Linked DNA regions of Homo sapiens: region 2 is linked to region 1. Evidence: chromatin loops called from intact Hi-C (ENCODE). Cell type or tissue: A673. All regions are shown on one strand. Links, peaks and the distances in the headings refer to the core of each region. The heading gives the core; the rest is flanking DNA. Region 1 has its middle 110 kb from the start of CNTN4. Region 2 has its middle 10 kb from the start of CNTN6.

Region 1 (5,398 bases), core at 167-5,166:
AAGGTTCTACACCAGTAGACACACAGAACACTCTCATTAAAAACAAATACTCCCATATTTAACAAAGGTTAATCTCACAGGTAAAAACATCCAAAGAGTGATGTATTTTTTTTTATCAATAGTACCCATTTTTTTCCAGCTGAACAATCATCAGATGACAGTTGCAGGGTCATGTATTATTCTATACACAGAATAATAAATACAACTTTGATGGTTTGACTTATTAAATTATTTGTAGTCATATCTATACTTTTAACTCTACCAATGTAAACAGAATTTACATAGAAGTAATATTATTAAGCCAGAAAATCATCCAGTCCACTCAGAAACAGAACAGAGTCTCGCATTGAAATAAGGGACGATAATTTCTTTCTTTAATGAATACAACGAGCTGGAATTATGGCTAGCTCCACAGCAACATGAGCATACAAGTCCTGAAGGTATTTCAACACCAGTTCACACGTAATGGATCAAGAACCCTGGGGCAGATTCAGAAAACTTCAATAGAAGACCGAGTTCTGCCATGTAGGCAACTCAAACAGTTACTTAGTTTCCTCTTAGAAATTAGCAACTTTATAATCTTTTGACTGTCCTCATTAGATGACTATGAAAAGCAAGTCAGATTATCCAGATTAAAGGACTTTACAAATTGTAAGATAGATAAAAGATATTCTTACGTTGTATATCCAAGTAAGAATAGGACACTGTTGACTTTTTCTGTAAGGTCAGTGAAATCCTAGCTCTCTGTCCATTTAAATGTTCCATCTACTCCTTGCATGATATCATGTTTATAACAGTCTTCTCAAGGCAGGGATAGTTTAATCATCTGGTCACAGTGGGGTAACAAAAACTCTCGAGATCAGCATTTATGCATGACCCTTAGGGCATTGTTCATAGTGTAGAACACTGATATGTCTAGATCCTTATACCATGTTCATACAAGGGTGAGAATATCTCTACAATGTTCCAGACAATCCACTTAAGTTGAATTCTACCAGTTTAACCAACGAAAGGCCACCACTGACACCCTTAATGCTAATTAATATGGTGAGGGGATGTAAAATACTGCTTATAGCTGTCTACCTCTGGTGTGTAACTTTTGACTGGATGAGGCCTTTTAAATATTAGCTAAACACCTGGTGACTATATTTCTCATTTGGATAACTACCTCTAGGTTCAGAAGAAAACACACACACACACACACACACACACACACACACACACACACACACGCACAGCCTGTGCTGAAGTATGTTAAAGTAAGTTATAGGCAACAAAGAATAAATCAATTAGAAGGTTCAGTGATTCACATAGTGTAACCTAAAATCTAATAAATATCTTAATTGCTGTCACATTTATCTCTTGGTCTTGTTTTATGGAAAGCACATGGATTGTTGGCAGACAGCAGTTATTTACGTTGAAGCCTAGAACTTCTATTTTGAAATTATCTGCCTATCTCTGAATATGATTTTGTATGAAATAATAAAGTAATTCTTATAACTTATCAAATGAATTTGCCCCTGAAATCTCATCAGTTTAACAGGCTAGAATATTGTATAGTATAATTTAATTTAAAACAAAGCAAAAGGAAAAAACCCTATAAGCTAAGCGCACATGAAATTCAAGCAAAAAATATTATTTAGGTCATCCAGTTTGACTTCAGTGTTTGAAAAGAAGAAGCACTCCTGTGCAAGAAGTTTTTGGGAAACTAATACTTTAGTTTCCTATTAAATCATGTTAATTTTTGACCACATAAAATAAACATGTTAAATGATGAATAGTTTCTCCAACTTGATTGATAACATATCTGCAAAGTTTTTATGCAAAAGTTATTCCCTTTAATATTAATAACTTTTTATGTAATGTAGAGAAAAGATTTTAAAATTTTATTCTATTTCCAAAACTGAATTATACTTGAATTTGACTTTCAGTTGTCCAGCTATTTAGCTCTGTGCTCGTAAGAATTTCTTCAGGGTTATTTTTCATAACTTTTAATAATAATAAATGTTAGTGGCAACTTATATTTATTGAGCATTTACTTATGGTACTTGCATATTGCTTTATCATCTCATTTTTCTCAAAATAATTCTATGATCTTACCATCTATATTTCACCACTTAGCACACCAAGGTACAAATAACCATTTAAGGCCACATAGCTAGTAAAGGGCAAATATTTGATATTAACCCATGCAATAGTTCCATAATCTGTGATCTTGAAAGATATTTTAACCTATCTTTGATATATATTGAAGCAGATTTTTAGGCAAGGCATTTTTTGTGCTAAATCCTACAAATTAATTCAATTAATGATTTGAAAGATTTGAGAGGCTGAATTGGTTAAATTTGAATAGAAAATTAAAAAAAAAACCAACCTGGTTGGAGAGACTAGGTCATTTTGCAATTTTGAATAAAATAACAATGATTTCATATTTCTAAGGTGCTTTCTCTCAGCTTGCTTCTACAGATTCAGAAGAACTTGATCACAGTTTTTGTCTTTCATATAGTCTTAGATTCAATAGATGGGGCATCCCAATATCCCTGTGTAATTATAACTCATAAATACTCTAAAATGATTTGAAGACATGGACAAATTAGAGTCCTTTAGTTTTGAAAGGTCTAGATCCAACTGACAATTTCTTCTGGGCGTTTTGTTCTTCCTGCCTTATGGATAGATTTACACCTTTTTTTTTTTTTCAAGGTGCTAAGAAGGTTAAGTCAGGGCGGCCACGCTGTGTCCACTGTGCTGGAGTAAGCACTGGGCTTCCTCAGCAGGTGGCACTCTTTCCTTCTATCTACAAATCTTAAAACAAAGCCCTAACATAACATTGGGGAATTGGTGCCATTTTCCAGGAAAAATGTGAAATAGATGCCAGGGCCAACTGTTTGTTATTCAGAGTATTGATTTTTCCTTTTCTTTTGAAAAAAGCATTGTTAAATTCTAAAAACTACCACATTGACCAAATTGTCAGTAAAATCTGGCCGAAGTTCTGACTCTCTACTTCTAGTTTATACCATCATAGAGGATGTGTGACATGTTCTGCCTCCAGATAGCTATTGCAGTTATTAAATACTTAATGACACACATTAAAAGTGTGTGGGTAGAAAAACTTAATCTCAGTAACATCAGATTCTCAAATGAGAACTGGCCTACGTTCTTTCTGGTTCTTACTATTTTATGCACCAATAAATAATTATCTTTTACTTTTGGGTTACACAGTACTAGTATTTTTATTTATCTATCTATCTATTTATTTATTTTTTATTTATTTGAGACGGAGTCTGGCTCTGTCGCCCAGGCTGGAGGGCGGTGGCGCCATCTTGGCTCACTGCAAGCTCCGCCCCCCGGGTTCCCGCCATTCTCCCGCCTCAGCCTCCCGAGTAGCTGGGACTGCAGGCGCCGCCACCACGCCCGGCTAATTTTTTGTATTTTTAGTAGAGACGGGGTTTCACCGTGTTAGCCAGGATAGTCTTCATCTCCTGAGCTCGTGATCCGCCCGCCTCGGCCTCCCGAAGTGCTGGGATGACAGGCGGGAGCCACCGCGCCCGGCCGGTACTAGTATCGTGGATAACAGCAATCACTAGTAAGTAATCACCATCTTGCTCTGCATGGCCAAGGCTTTTCGTGTTTCTTACATAACATCTATGTTTTATGACATCTTGCTTGTCAGCGGACTTGAAATGCTACTTATGTCTGGTCCTTTGATGAGAAGCATCAGCATCACCTGGGAACTCGTTAGAAGGGCACATTTGGGTCCCCACCTAAGACCTTCTCAATTTCTGGGGCTGAAACTCAGGGATCTGTATTTACAAGATGTCCAAGTGATTCTCAAACATACCAGAGTTTGAGAAACGCTACAATGAAGGATTTTAATGAAGCCAATAAGCATTCATTGGTAAAACACGCCAGAGTAGAAATGAACTTCTTCTTTACTTTCTCTCATTTTCATTTAAAGATAAAAACTAACCTGAAGACCTTATGATGTCTCAGCTACCCACTTTGTGAGTGAATAAACGTATGAACCACTTCTCTTTTACTCCAAGTCCTAAGTAGGTCTATGACTTTGGCACGTGTAAAACCAGGGATTTTATTTATTTTTTTATTTTTATGTTTTGGAGATGGAGTCTCGCTGTCGCCCAGGCTGGAGTGCGGTGCTGTGATCTCTGCTCACCGCAAGCTCCGCCTCCCGGGTTCCCGCCATTCTCCTGCCTCAGCCTCCCGAGTAGCTGGGACTACAGGCGCCCGCCACCACGCCCGGCTAATTTTTGTATTTTTAGTAGAGACGGGGTTTCACCGTGTTAGCCAGGATGGTCTCGATCTCCTGACCTCGTGATCCGCCCGCCTCAGCCTCCCGAAGTGCTGGGATTACAGGCGTGAGCCACCGCGCCCGGCCAGATTTTATGTTTTAAATATGAAGCTTTTTCTTCTTGTAAAATACTCTGCCTAAATCTCTTAGGATATACATATAGTATAAATTTAGAATATATAAATAATCTTAACGGTGCAAATAAAGATGACTGAAACAATTGTTACTTCTCATTTCTATGGAGAAAATTAAACTGCTACATTTATTTGCCATATCTCACCTAACCAAAAATGTCTATCAAAATTTAGTTTTACCATAAAAGTGCATTTGTAACTGTAAAAAAACTTTACTTGATTCTCAGTCTTTCAAACTAGAATTCATTTATTAATAGAAATAATACATGGACAGGTGCTGTTTCAATGTGTGGGATCAAACTGAATCTCCAACACCATTCCATGGAGAACCTAATGAGATCCAGGGTATGTTTTTCGATATTATAGGGAAAGCAAATTATGCTTAGTCCCTGACCTAAAGTATAGTCACTTCTGGTAGTTTGGTATACAGGGCTTTCGAACTTTTTCAGTCATTTCCACCTTAGAACAGAAGATCTTTCGTGCTTTCTAGTGAAAAATAGGCCTATGGGCAGTGGAGTATTGAAGAAGAACAAATTGTTGTACATTTGTTGCTATAAATATATAGGAATCTTTTTTATATCTTGATGAGAAAAGCAAGTGTGCTTACATGCATGTTTTATATATAAATTAGGCCTAAAAATTATACATAGCCCAATATTTTCATTATGCTCACTTTGACAGTATATTGGAAGATATTAGAACAGTACACATTCACAGGATATACGATCAGTGTCTCCATCCCAAAAAAATTTGGAAAAGGAGATGGCATTACGTGTACACTTGTTCCAGAAACTGAGTATGAATAATTTAGAGGTGTGAGTAATTAAAGTCCTGTTAATAGAAATACATAACACAACTTTTTGTGAGATTAATTAATTTTAAAGTCATAAAAATCTAAATAGGTAGTGATGTATTTATAATGATATATAATGAATAATTTAAAGTAGCAGAAAAAACA
Region 2 (5,398 bases), core at 163-5,162, 910 kb after region 1:
TGTTTGTAATTTATGAAGTGTAAAAATTGTTGTGTTGTGTTTCTTTGATGTTTAGACATAGAAAACATGAGAGTCATTAGTTCCCATTAAATAGAATTTACCTATTGGCCTACTAGCATCATTACCAGAAATACGTCATAGGCTTTTCTTTCACAGGAAATATACTGATATTTCTTTTATAATCATATGGTAGATTGATTTATTAGTCTCAATTCCTCACCTTTCCCTGCACATACACTCTTGCCATTGCCTGATCATAGATGGAGTATACTTCTCTGCCCCTTGATTTGGGGCTTAAACATGTGACTTGCTTTGACCAATAACATGTGACTAGAAGTCACAACGTGCTGGCTATAAGCCTAGGCTTTAATTGTCGTTTGTGTTTCTTCTTACCTTCTTGTTACCTCTGCTATTACCATAGAAAAACTCACTTTGGCTAAACTGCAATCCATGGAGGATGAAAAGTACTTGGAACAGAGCTATTCCTGTTGATCCAAAGATCTCAGTAAACATCAGAGCTGCCCAACTAAGCACAGCCTAGATGACCTTACCCTCATCCATCTTGTATACATGGGAGAGAAATCAATTCTTCTTGTCTTAAGCCACTGAATTTTGAAATGATTTTCTATGGAACCATAACTAGTCGATACAATATTATCACTTATTGAAACCAAGCTGACTTAGTCTGGGTTCTCCCAAGAGCGGAGCTTCAGTCAAAGAGTTTTTGCCTTTTGTCACGTTAGCCACTCATTTCAAAACGTGATCTCAGAAAACAGTAATCACAGTGTGAGTTAAAAATGGAGCAAGGAAAAGCCAATAAAAGGATGTATTGAGTTTTTCAACACCATATAGGAATACGTGTTCAATAGTATAGAGACATCTTTAAAGTGTATCAAATGCCTCTCAGGGCTTTCCACCTGAATTAAGCATGGAAGAAGCATCTATCTATTGGCTCCGATACCTTAGTAACAAGGTGACCATATACCCCATTATGTAAAACAGGACAATAACCAGAGTGAAAGGAGAAAGTATTAATAATAGTAACTGAAAAAACTGGTATAGCTGAAATCAATCCTGAGCCAGTGAGACTGTGTGGCCACCCCACATATTGGTCAAAGTTTGTCCTGTGGGATATTAACTCTTCTACACATCTAGAGTACATACCTATATGAGTAAGAGTCAGCTTTGTGTGAGTACTCAGTATCAGAGAAACTGCTGGATGGGAAATGAGAATTGTGAGAAATGGATCACTGTCAGGTAATATTTATGTTAGGCTGAATGAAGCATTAGCTTGAATGTTTGGTCAGGATGAGAATATTTGAAATGATGCAGAAAAACAAGGCATAGAATATAGTTCCTCCTTTGAACCACTCAGATCTACTCATGACCTTCTTTAAGTCCAATCAGTAACAAAGTCAGATTCTGAATTGTGTCAGCCAAATTCCCTGCAATGACTTAAGGGTAACAGACTTAGAGAAAAAAATTCACAAGCTTACTGAACTTGTCTTAAGCCGTAATTCATATCCATCATTTCATTTCTTTACTTCCAAATCTAGACTTTCTTCATGCTTCACTACTAATTTTACTTTTCCAGGTTGCTTATCTATTTGAGTAATCCAGACATTTTTCCTTGAAGAGATGATAATATTGCATACTTTGCCCTAGTGAAACTATATTGCTGTATTTGCCCTTTCACAATTATTACTGTACAGTAAATCTTAGGAGATACTCCACTGAATTGCCAGCACTGCAAACATACTTCTTCCAGATGCCACTGTGTAGCAGCAAATAGGCTTCTTATGGCATTATGGGTTAATTATATCTACTCATATATTAACTTTTTTCTTTTTCTTTGGGTCTATTGGAATAAGATAGTTAAAGAGAAGAGGTAGGACTCATGGGGATGGGAGGCCAAAATTCTGCAAATGGAAAGACTAATGTTACCATTACCTGTCATTTCCTGGATCCATGTCTTCCACCCACTATGCACAGAACCATATATATTAAATGCAGGCTTAGAGCATATTTCATATTCTAGAGGACTGAGCATTAACTCTGCAGGGTATGTTCCTGGAACTCTCAACTTAGTTGAATCTTGAACAGTTTATTCCATCATTATTTTTGACTGGCTGCCTCTGAGTGACAGGGTACATGATAAAACCGTTGAAAATTCCATTGTCATTCATCCATCGTCATTCATCCTTTGCTACAAAATGGGTCCCTTGATCTTAGTTTTTTATATATATGTATATATATGATATATATGACATATATATCATACACACATATATGACATATATATCGTATACACACATATATGACACATATGACATATATACATATATGACACATATGACATATATACACATATATGACATATACATATACGACACATATACATATATGACATATATACATATATGACACATATACATATGACATATATACATATACGACACATATACATATATATGACATATATACATATACGACACATATACACATATGACATATATACATATATGACATATGTACACATATATGACACTTATACATATATATGACACATATACACACATATATGACACATATACACATATATGACACATATACACATATATGACACACACATACACATATATGACATATATACGTATACATGACATATATACGTACACATGACATATATACGTATACATGACATATATACGTATACATGACATATATACATATACATGACATATATACATATATGACATATATACATATATACACACACACACACACCACACACACACATATATCTCACCATAATGATAGATTAGGCATTCTGTTCTCAGATGGTGTTGCTGGCAGAGAAAAAAAATAATCTATACCCTGAGTAGTTTTCAGTACTGATAAGAATAAATCACTGTTCCCTTTAGAGTGGATAATGTCTATTATAATCATCAAGAGTGTGGCTGGACTCCTTGAGGAATGATGTCATATTAAGTAGTCATGATTGGTCTCTGTTGCCAGTGGACTAGGCAATCAGCAGTGGCAGTACGTCATCTTCTCTGCTTTGAGGGAGCCCATGCTGTTGAATCCATGCTTCACTACTATTCCTGAGGCCATGGACACTCAATTCATGGGCTCATTGCACTAGCACTCCTGTGGCCAAAGAAAGAAAACTGACATTCACCAAACAGGTTGTTCTCTACTGGTCAACAGCTAGGTGGTTGACCGCCTCTTTGCAGTGGGTGCCCTCTGGTGGACACTAACATGAGACACAAAGAAATGAGCAAATCATCATCAAGATTTGTTCCTTGTTTTTAACTTCCATTCTTGTCCTTACCAGACTCTTTACTAACCAGACAAACCATTCACCACTGGTCAAGAGTTGATGTGTATTTGTAACTCTGGTCACTTTACCATGCCTAAAAAGAGAACAACGAATGCACAGCTCACAGCTCCACCTTCCAGAAAGATTTCTATTTGCCACTTTGTTTAGAACCACCTCTGAGATGAAAAACAATGAGACATCAGCCCACTTTTGGCTCACAGAAACATTTCACACCAAGTGAATTGTTACATAGGCTTGAGGTATTTTCTTCCCTCTTCAGTTGGTCAGTATTTATAGGTACAATAGATATTGGCTCAAAAATCCAAAAGCCCACCAAGTAATAGGACTTGCCCTTAATAATAAGAATTATAAGATGAAATAAGGTGTTTTTCTTAATCTTAGAAGGGATGTCTTAGGATGCCATAGATATTTGGAAATCCAAAGGTATTTTTAATATAACAGTTCCAGGGCTTTTGTGGATTTATGTCCCACCATATGGCATGTTTATCTTAATAGGACATCTAAATTACTTGTCTTTCTTGCTGACCAGGTCAATTAGGATAATCTTCAGTATAGTGCAACAGAGTAATATTCTGAATAATTCAAAGATAATCAAGGTGCCCTGGACTATAATATGAAAACAAGGTAGGAGAATGTAAACAGCCCTGTAACAAGACGCTGAAAATGTACTACTGTCATTCACATGAAGAGACAATCTGCTTTTGTTCTCTTCTTCTGATGTGAGTTGCAAAAAACACAATCATTAGACCAATAGTTACATTCTAAGTTTCAAAGGCTGTGTTGACATGTTCTAGCAAAGAGAACACAGGTAGCATAGCAGATACATTTGGGGCTACACCCTTAATGGTATATGTAGTTCACCAACTGCCCAACCCACTTGGTGTTGTTATTGTTTTTGTTGTTGCAGCTCAATCAAACAGAGATACAATGGAGTACTAACATTACAATTTTTAAATCTTTTCTGGTGGTGCTAATTTGCACATTTCCTCAGGGGATGTGTTATTTCTTCAGATTTCATATTTTTGCCTGGGGGTAGGGAAAGGAAAGGATATTTAGGAATCTTTCAGTTGGCTTTTCTATCATAGCAACTCTTACTCTGTATGGTAGGAAGCCAATTTGAAGGTTTTGCTGGCTGACAATTAGGCATATCTATCCAATTTTATATTAAGGAATTGGGGAAATAACCAAATAATTGGTCCATATATACAGTGCACACACAGACTTGGGTCAGCCTTTTTTTTTTTTCAATCTGGATTCCAAAGTCCACATTAACTAGTGGACTATCATAGCTTGACAGGCGTCAGTTCAGACTTATATCCGACAATTCTCAAAAATTCTCCAAATTCTGGATATTCCTCCTTCCAGAGTACAAGTATGGTGGTAAATGGCCACAGTTCTCTCTAAGGAAGAATCAGAGGCATTTTTACTATGTACAATTGTAGTGTCATTACAGGCTCTTCCTGGTCCACCTCGAATCAGGTAGCCAAGTAGCCCTGGGTTAGAAGTGACATATGGAAATTTACAACTCAAAAACACCGTGGATTTTTCATTGTGATCTTTGATATCAGCCTTCTGCTCCTTAGCTCTCTTTTAAACTTTTGTTTTTAATATCACAAGTCCAGTAACCCCTTAGTAGACTGGCAATGTTTTACATCCAAAGGAATATCATAATCTATTAGTCGCCACTGATTCCTACAGTAAAGGCATTTTGCTGTCACTCAGGCCTTACTGCCAATTATGCTTATGGTCTTTGGGTCTTAGCCTTGGTTTTCTTCAAAGCAGAACCAGAGATAGTGGCTTCCATGTGGGTGGTTAAATCCAGAATATGAACTCAAGAAGCGTGAGGGATGGCGGAGACAAGAAAGAAGAGTCAATACAAGGATGTGTCATTGTCTATTCTATTGCTATGATGACTTGTTGCTCTGTCCCATTGCACCACTTGAAACTTAAGTAAGTCTCAGAAGCATCTTTCCCCCAGCTTCTGACTCCCTTTTTGTTAGATTTGTCCCAGAAGGTCATTAACTCCTTCACACTTCTTTTTTTTAAAAAAAAATT

Evidence for each region. Hi-C counts contacts between places; a loop is a spot of excess contacts. Peaks named below come from ENCODE experiments on the same cell type or tissue, not always from the same donor. Only the 100,000 strongest peaks of a DNase experiment are listed, where the experiment ranks them.
Region 2: it touches region 1 in a loop (4-fold over the local background); 9 of 110 quality-filtered maps call a loop at or near these places.

What each region holds. Positions count from the first base shown.
Region 1 is chr3:1,985,554-1,990,951 of GRCh38, reverse strand. No RefSeq gene overlaps it. Among named protein-coding and RNA genes, the nearest start is that of CNTN4, 110 kb to the left of the region's middle. In A673, for the core only: a CTCF peak has its summit at 2,768 (motif pointing right); no DNase peak of the experiment used is centred there.
Region 2 is chr3:1,080,055-1,085,452 of GRCh38, reverse strand. No RefSeq gene overlaps it. Among named protein-coding and RNA genes, the nearest start is that of CNTN6, 10 kb to the left of the region's middle. In A673, for the core only: CTCF peaks have their summits at 3,042 and 3,245 (motif pointing left); no DNase peak of the experiment used is centred there.